Regions from separate parts of the Homo sapiens genome. Here region 2 is linked to region 1. A link is an interaction called in ENCODE POLR2A ChIA-PET data of the cell type or tissue named here. Cell type or tissue: IMR-90. All regions are shown on one strand. Each heading gives the region's core, and the rest is flanking DNA. Links, peaks and the distances in the headings are about the cores only.

The links. ChIA-PET counts read pairs that join two places held together with the same protein. Peaks named below come from ENCODE experiments on the same cell type or tissue, not always from the same donor. Only the 100,000 strongest peaks of a DNase experiment are listed, where the experiment ranks them.
Region 2: POLR2A ChIA-PET joins it to region 1 with 14 read pairs; 3 of 35 experiments call an interaction of 5 or more read pairs at or near these places.

What each region holds. Positions count from the first base shown.
Region 1 is chr7:102,911,806-102,914,615 of GRCh38, forward strand. It overlaps FBXL13 (F-box and leucine rich repeat protein 13), which reads right to left. Exons shown (of 21, transcript NM_001394494.2): 12 at 1,281-1,410. LRRC17 (leucine rich repeat containing 17) reads left to right here and starts at 1,195. Exons shown (of 4, transcript NM_001031692.3): 1 at 1,195-1,340. In IMR-90, for the core only: no CTCF peak of the experiment used is centred there; a DNase peak (open chromatin) is centred at 1,106; H3K4me3 peaks cover 1,701 bases; H3K27ac peaks cover 1,164 bases.
Region 2 is chr7:102,849,839-102,852,648 of GRCh38, forward strand. All of the region lies in intron 18 of FBXL13 (F-box and leucine rich repeat protein 13), which reads right to left. It also overlaps a transcript of FAM185A not described here. Among named protein-coding and RNA genes, the nearest start is that of LRRC17, 62 kb to the right of the region's middle. In IMR-90, for the core only: no CTCF peak of the experiment used is centred there; no DNase peak of the experiment used is centred there.

The DNA.
Region 1 (2,810 bases), core at 87-2,586:
CAGTCATAAAGTTATGGTAGATGTTGATGTTTAAAAAGCTACACATCAGCAGATCAGTTTTAAACAAATATGAATGTTAGATGTTTACAGCCCTAACTTAGAATCCTCCCCTCCTTGCCCCAACTCCCTCCAGACCACCCAGGGCATCAGGATACCACAAGATGTCAGTGGAGGTGACTAGGTAAGAATTCTATCCATTCAAGAACCCTGGGGGAGAAACCCATGCTGCCCCTGTATTTCCCACTATCCCAGGGAACTCTGCCTGCCCCAGTATCTAGCAACAGATGCTTAAAACTGTACTAGTACCATGTGCTTTCATCAGCTGTGCAAACTTGGGCAACTTATTCAACCACCCTGAGCCTTGGTCTCTTCATTTGTAAATAAGCATAGTAAATACATACCACCACAGCACTGTATCAGAAGTAAATCTGATCTGTGTATAGCACTCAACACAATGCTTGGCATATGGTAATGACTCAAGAAATGATAACTATCAATATTTCAGCCAGTTCTCACCTATGCTATTATTCTCATAGAATAATGAACATACTATGACACCAAATTAATAAAATACACAGAGAGGCAGAAGAAAATAAGTTAAAAGAATTATGGCTTAAATCTTTTGAAATTAAAGCAGAAGAAACTATCAATGAGGCAGTAGCTACATCCAAAGCGCCATGCCCTATCCTCTGCAACTTGATCCAATTTTCTGCCCAACTTTCCAAGTCCTGTTCCCTCAAACTTAAAATATTTTCCCACGCAGATCTCAAATCTTCATGTTATTCAGCCCAACGGTGTAATGCAATTTTTTAAATTATGAGTTTTTGTTGTATTTTCTTTTCCTATTTATCACTTATAGCATTTTACCCCCCCCCCCCCAAAAAAAAACCCATGTGGGAGTTAATTGACTTTTCAGGAATCCCATGCAAAATTCTCCCTCAAAACATTCTCTTTGTTTGTGTCTTGGTAGCAACTCCAGAGTTTTCAGGACTTGGACTCTGCTTTAGACTTGTGCTCAGACTGTCTCCACAAAAGTGGTCCGTTTCCTCATCCAATGAGCTCTGCCTGTTTGTCTGTGTGACACTCCAGTGGAAGGAAGCCAAGAGCCTATAATAGCGATCCTGGGGAAAATTTCAGCAGCTGGGGCCATGTAATTTAAAACCTCTGAAAAGTGTGCTGCGGTCCGTGCACAGCATTAGTATAACGTGAGGGCTGAATGCAGCCCATTCTCTGGAGAACTTCCTCACACACCGCAGCAAAGAGAAGACTGAAAGACAAACCTGGGTGCAGCCAGAGAGGTCCAGATAGATGAGCTTGTGGCATCCATTCCCCAAGTTCAGGTACTGTAAGCCTTTGTCTGTGAACCGTCTGCAATAAGCCAAACTAAGATTCTGTAAGTTGTGGAAGTGCCTGAAAAGACAAAAGAGAGGAAGGAAAGTATTATACTTCCGTTGTTCTCTCAAATCTTTCTTAAGCCACTATGACAAAGAAAACTGTAAATTCAACTCTTCTTCTTGCAGATGTTCAACATTTAACTTTACTGTTAACTCTCTACCTGTTAATTAAAGGAGACTACAGTGTTATATAAGGTAACACACAATACATTTAATACCTTGTAATACATTTCAAGTGAAAGTATTAATAGTTCAATAATATTTGCCTAGATATTTAAGAAAGTTGACTGGGATAAAGCTTTTTTGGTGTGTGTGAGGTGGGGGAGGCAATCATATTGTTTGGAAGTGAAACCAAATTTGCAGAGTGTATTGTTGCTTTTAGGTTTTATCTCTGGAGTACCAAAATAATGTGCAAAATATATAAAAGGACAAATCCTTTGTAAACATTTAAATGGAGACTGTTACAGGAGAGTGAGGATTTGGGACAGAAGGCAAAACTGAATATGACCATGCTCTTAAAATAGATCTGATAAGCAAATGAGTTTAAAAAATAGGTTTAAATATGCATGAGTTTGTGACAGTTTCATTATTATAGTTAAAGAAAGACTAATTGATATGCAGAGTTTAAGCATGGATTAAGAAGACCAGTTTGCAAATAAGCAGGCAACACATGAGAAGAATCAAAAGCAACATCAGAGACTATAAATCTCGCTGGAGTTGAAACAGATTAAATATGGTATTACCACAATGACCAAAATGACAGCTTCCAGAAAAAAGTAGGGTAGTTAGGATGAGCCTGTACTACCATACGAGGGCTCGCAGTTTGAGGACACTCCGTGGACAATTTCCCAAGCCCTCCAAAGCCTGGAACTTTTTTTTGAGACGAAGTTTCGCTCTTGTTGCCCAGCTGGAGTACAATGGTGAGATCTTGGCTCACTGCAACCTCCTCCCCACTCCCCCAACCCCTGGTTCAAGCGATTCTCCTGCCTCAGCCTCCCAAGTGGCTGGGATTACAGGCGCGTGCCAACATGTCCAGCTAATTTTTGTATTTTTAGTAGAGACAGGGTTTCACCATGTTGGCCAGGCTGGCCTCGAACTCCTGACCTCAGGTGATCCACCCGCCTTGGCCTCCCAAAGTGCTCGGAACAGGCATGAGCCACCGTGCCCAGAAAGCCTGGCACTTTTTAAGAGGTCAAGGATTCCCACTACTATCTGCTCTTCTAATGGAATTAGCAATCATGCTCTTAGTTTGTGATATGCAACAGCTTAATAGCAAATTAGAAAGCAAAAAGAATGAAAAGTGAGGAGAAAATGCTTCTCTGCCTCTCAAAATCACACAGGTGAATAAAGTTTACCTCCCATAAATGGGAAATAAGATATACAAGCACTGACCATTAATCAGATTTTGAAAAACAC
Region 2 (2,810 bases), core at 113-2,612, 62 kb before region 1:
AGGAGAAAAAGAAGGATGAGAAATGATGAAAAAGAAAAATTTCAGGGTTGAGGGTGAGGGGAGGGAACTCAGAGTACAGGTCAATAGGTGCAGCAAACCACCATGACACACGCATACCTATGAAACAAACCTGCATGTTCTGCACATGTATCCTGTTTTGTTTTGTTTTTTTAGAAAAAAAAAAGAAAAATTTATTGTTCATGAATTTGAGTAGAACAACTAATCTTTTAGATTACTGAAAATAAATACATGTCAGTTTGTAAAAGATTAAATTGTTTTAAAGATATGCCAGAACTCAGCTGTATGGTCATATAGTTACCAAATGGGTAAATGCTTTCATCTACAATCTCAGAGCACCTAAAAATAGTACAATTTTTAGGCTCCAAAGAGTGAAAAGAAAAATGTCTGGACCCCACAGAATCAAAAAAGAATGACAGAAAACACTGGTCTCCTGATACTTAACATCAAACTTTGGCCAATACTCCTTCATCCCAAGGATGAGAGGAGCATCTAAAAATTAATCAATAATGTACATTAAGAGGCTATGTCATCACCATGGTAGGTTTCAATACTTCTAAATGATTTCTAGTTATTGTTCAAATATAACTGATCACCATATGAGAAATATAACCCAGTATTAAAAATGTTAATATTTTAAACTGTTTTGTCTAGTCTATCACCTTGTCAAAGATCTTTTGAAAGCCTGACTATATCATATTCATAGATAAAACTTTGTATAAATGCATGTTTAACCCTTAAGTTAATTGCAGCAGGTAAATCATGGCTTAACTTTAGAGGAATCTTTCAACTTTTTGTCTTAGTAGGTTACATACATCTAAATGATTTGTAACCCTTTTTGTTATTAAAGAGTTACAATATTTCCAATATGGAAGTTTCTAGTCCTCTCTGGGATATTTGTTTTGTGTTCATTTATTTAACTCTACACTATTAAATATACTACCAGGCAGATTTCTTAGGGACTTCTTAGAACATTAGTATCCCTGGTCTAAAATTGGGGGAAATTGACATTATGTGACACTAATGCTCCTTAAAGCAGATTCCCTTAAGTATGATTACATTGTTCCCAGTGAGCAACAGCAGACCCAGTGAGAAACAGCAAAAATAATTTGAAAACGTTTTTCTCTCACTAAGCTGTCAAACAACCATTCAGAACAGCAGTTCTCCGTTTCTACCTTTCATTTTCATAAAACTGTTACTGAATTAGTTTGCTGAGAAGGTATAAGACTTTGGGCCAGTCATTTAAGCGCTCTTGGCCTTTGAGGTAATTTTTTATTCTTACTACCTTAACATTAGGGAGTTGCTTTAGATGTTTCTAAGATTCTTTCAGCTCCAGAAGTTTAGAATTCAATGCTAGAGGTCTAGAGAATCTTTTGACCTGGAATCCTCTACAGCCCACACTAGTTGGGATGGTATTTTAACAGTCTCCTGTTAGTCATGTTAAAACTTCTGGGAAAGTCTACTTCAAATTGACAGAGATAATTTAAGGTTTGCCATGCTCTGTGGACTTCTCAGCTATTATTGCATTATCTTCCTACTTGTGGGACAAACCCTTTTATAGGTTTTTCTTTCTCTCTTTCTTCCCTCCTTCCTTCCTTCCCTCCCTCCCTCCCTTCCTTTCTTCCCTTTCCTTCTTCTCCTTCTCCTTCTTCTTTTCTTCTTCCTCCTCCTCTCCTCCTCTTCCTTTTCCTTCTTCTTCTCTCTCTCTCTCTCTCTTTCTCTTTCTTTCTCTCTCTCTTTCTATTCCTACTTTAGCTTCAGGTTTTTATGAGTGATTGGGGTTTTAAACTCTCAAGGCACATTTATCTAGAGCTTCCAATGTGTTTCAGTGCTTGTATTCCTAGGTTACTGCTTCCCTTCTTGTTCAATACATGTATGACACATGACTTTGGGGTTTTTTCTAACAGCATATTGATATGCTTGAAGTGATGAAAAAATTACACTGTGGCTTGCTCACAATATGTACTTTATGACTTCCTACACATCACTTAAGATTAGGTCTAGGAATTTTACTTTTCTCACACGCTCTTGAAGAATCAATTGAGCACGTAATCATTTATCCTAGCCAATTACTTATCTCATGCTTTCCATTCCCATAAAGGATGTTAGGAAGTATGTTTGAGTAACTTAAGTTCCTAATTGTTGAGTATCTGGCATAATTTTTCAAACTCCCCCAACTTTCATGATTAGATCATATAACATTTCTATCCACAGAATACTTTGTTTATATGAGAAGACTTTTACCACACTGCAGTTCATCGCTCTCCATGTAAAATATCCCTGTTTATTTTGAATCTGACATGAGGAAGGGAGAGAGTAGACAGGGAAAAATGGGAAAATAAATCTCAATCACTTTGGCTGTGGAGACCTAACTAAGAGCCTGGAGGTGAACTTGGTTCAACTAAGATCACATATGTGTTGTTACATTTCCAATCCATTTCTGTTTTTTCTACTGTGACCCACAAAATTTATTCAATTTGTACTTAATTAAACTAAAAAGTTTCAGCACAGCAAAAGAAACAATCAGCAGAGTAAACAGACAATGCACAGAGTGGGAGAAAATCTTCACAATCTATACATCTGACAAAGGACTAAGATCCAAAATCTACAACGAACTCAAACAAATTAGCAAGAAAAAAACAAACAGTCCCATCAAAAAGTGGGCTAAGGACATGAACAGACAATTCTCAAAAGAAGCTATACAAATGTCTAACAAACATATGAAAAAAAATGCTCAACATCACAAATGATCAGGGAAATGTAAACCAAAACCACAATGCAAAACCATCTTA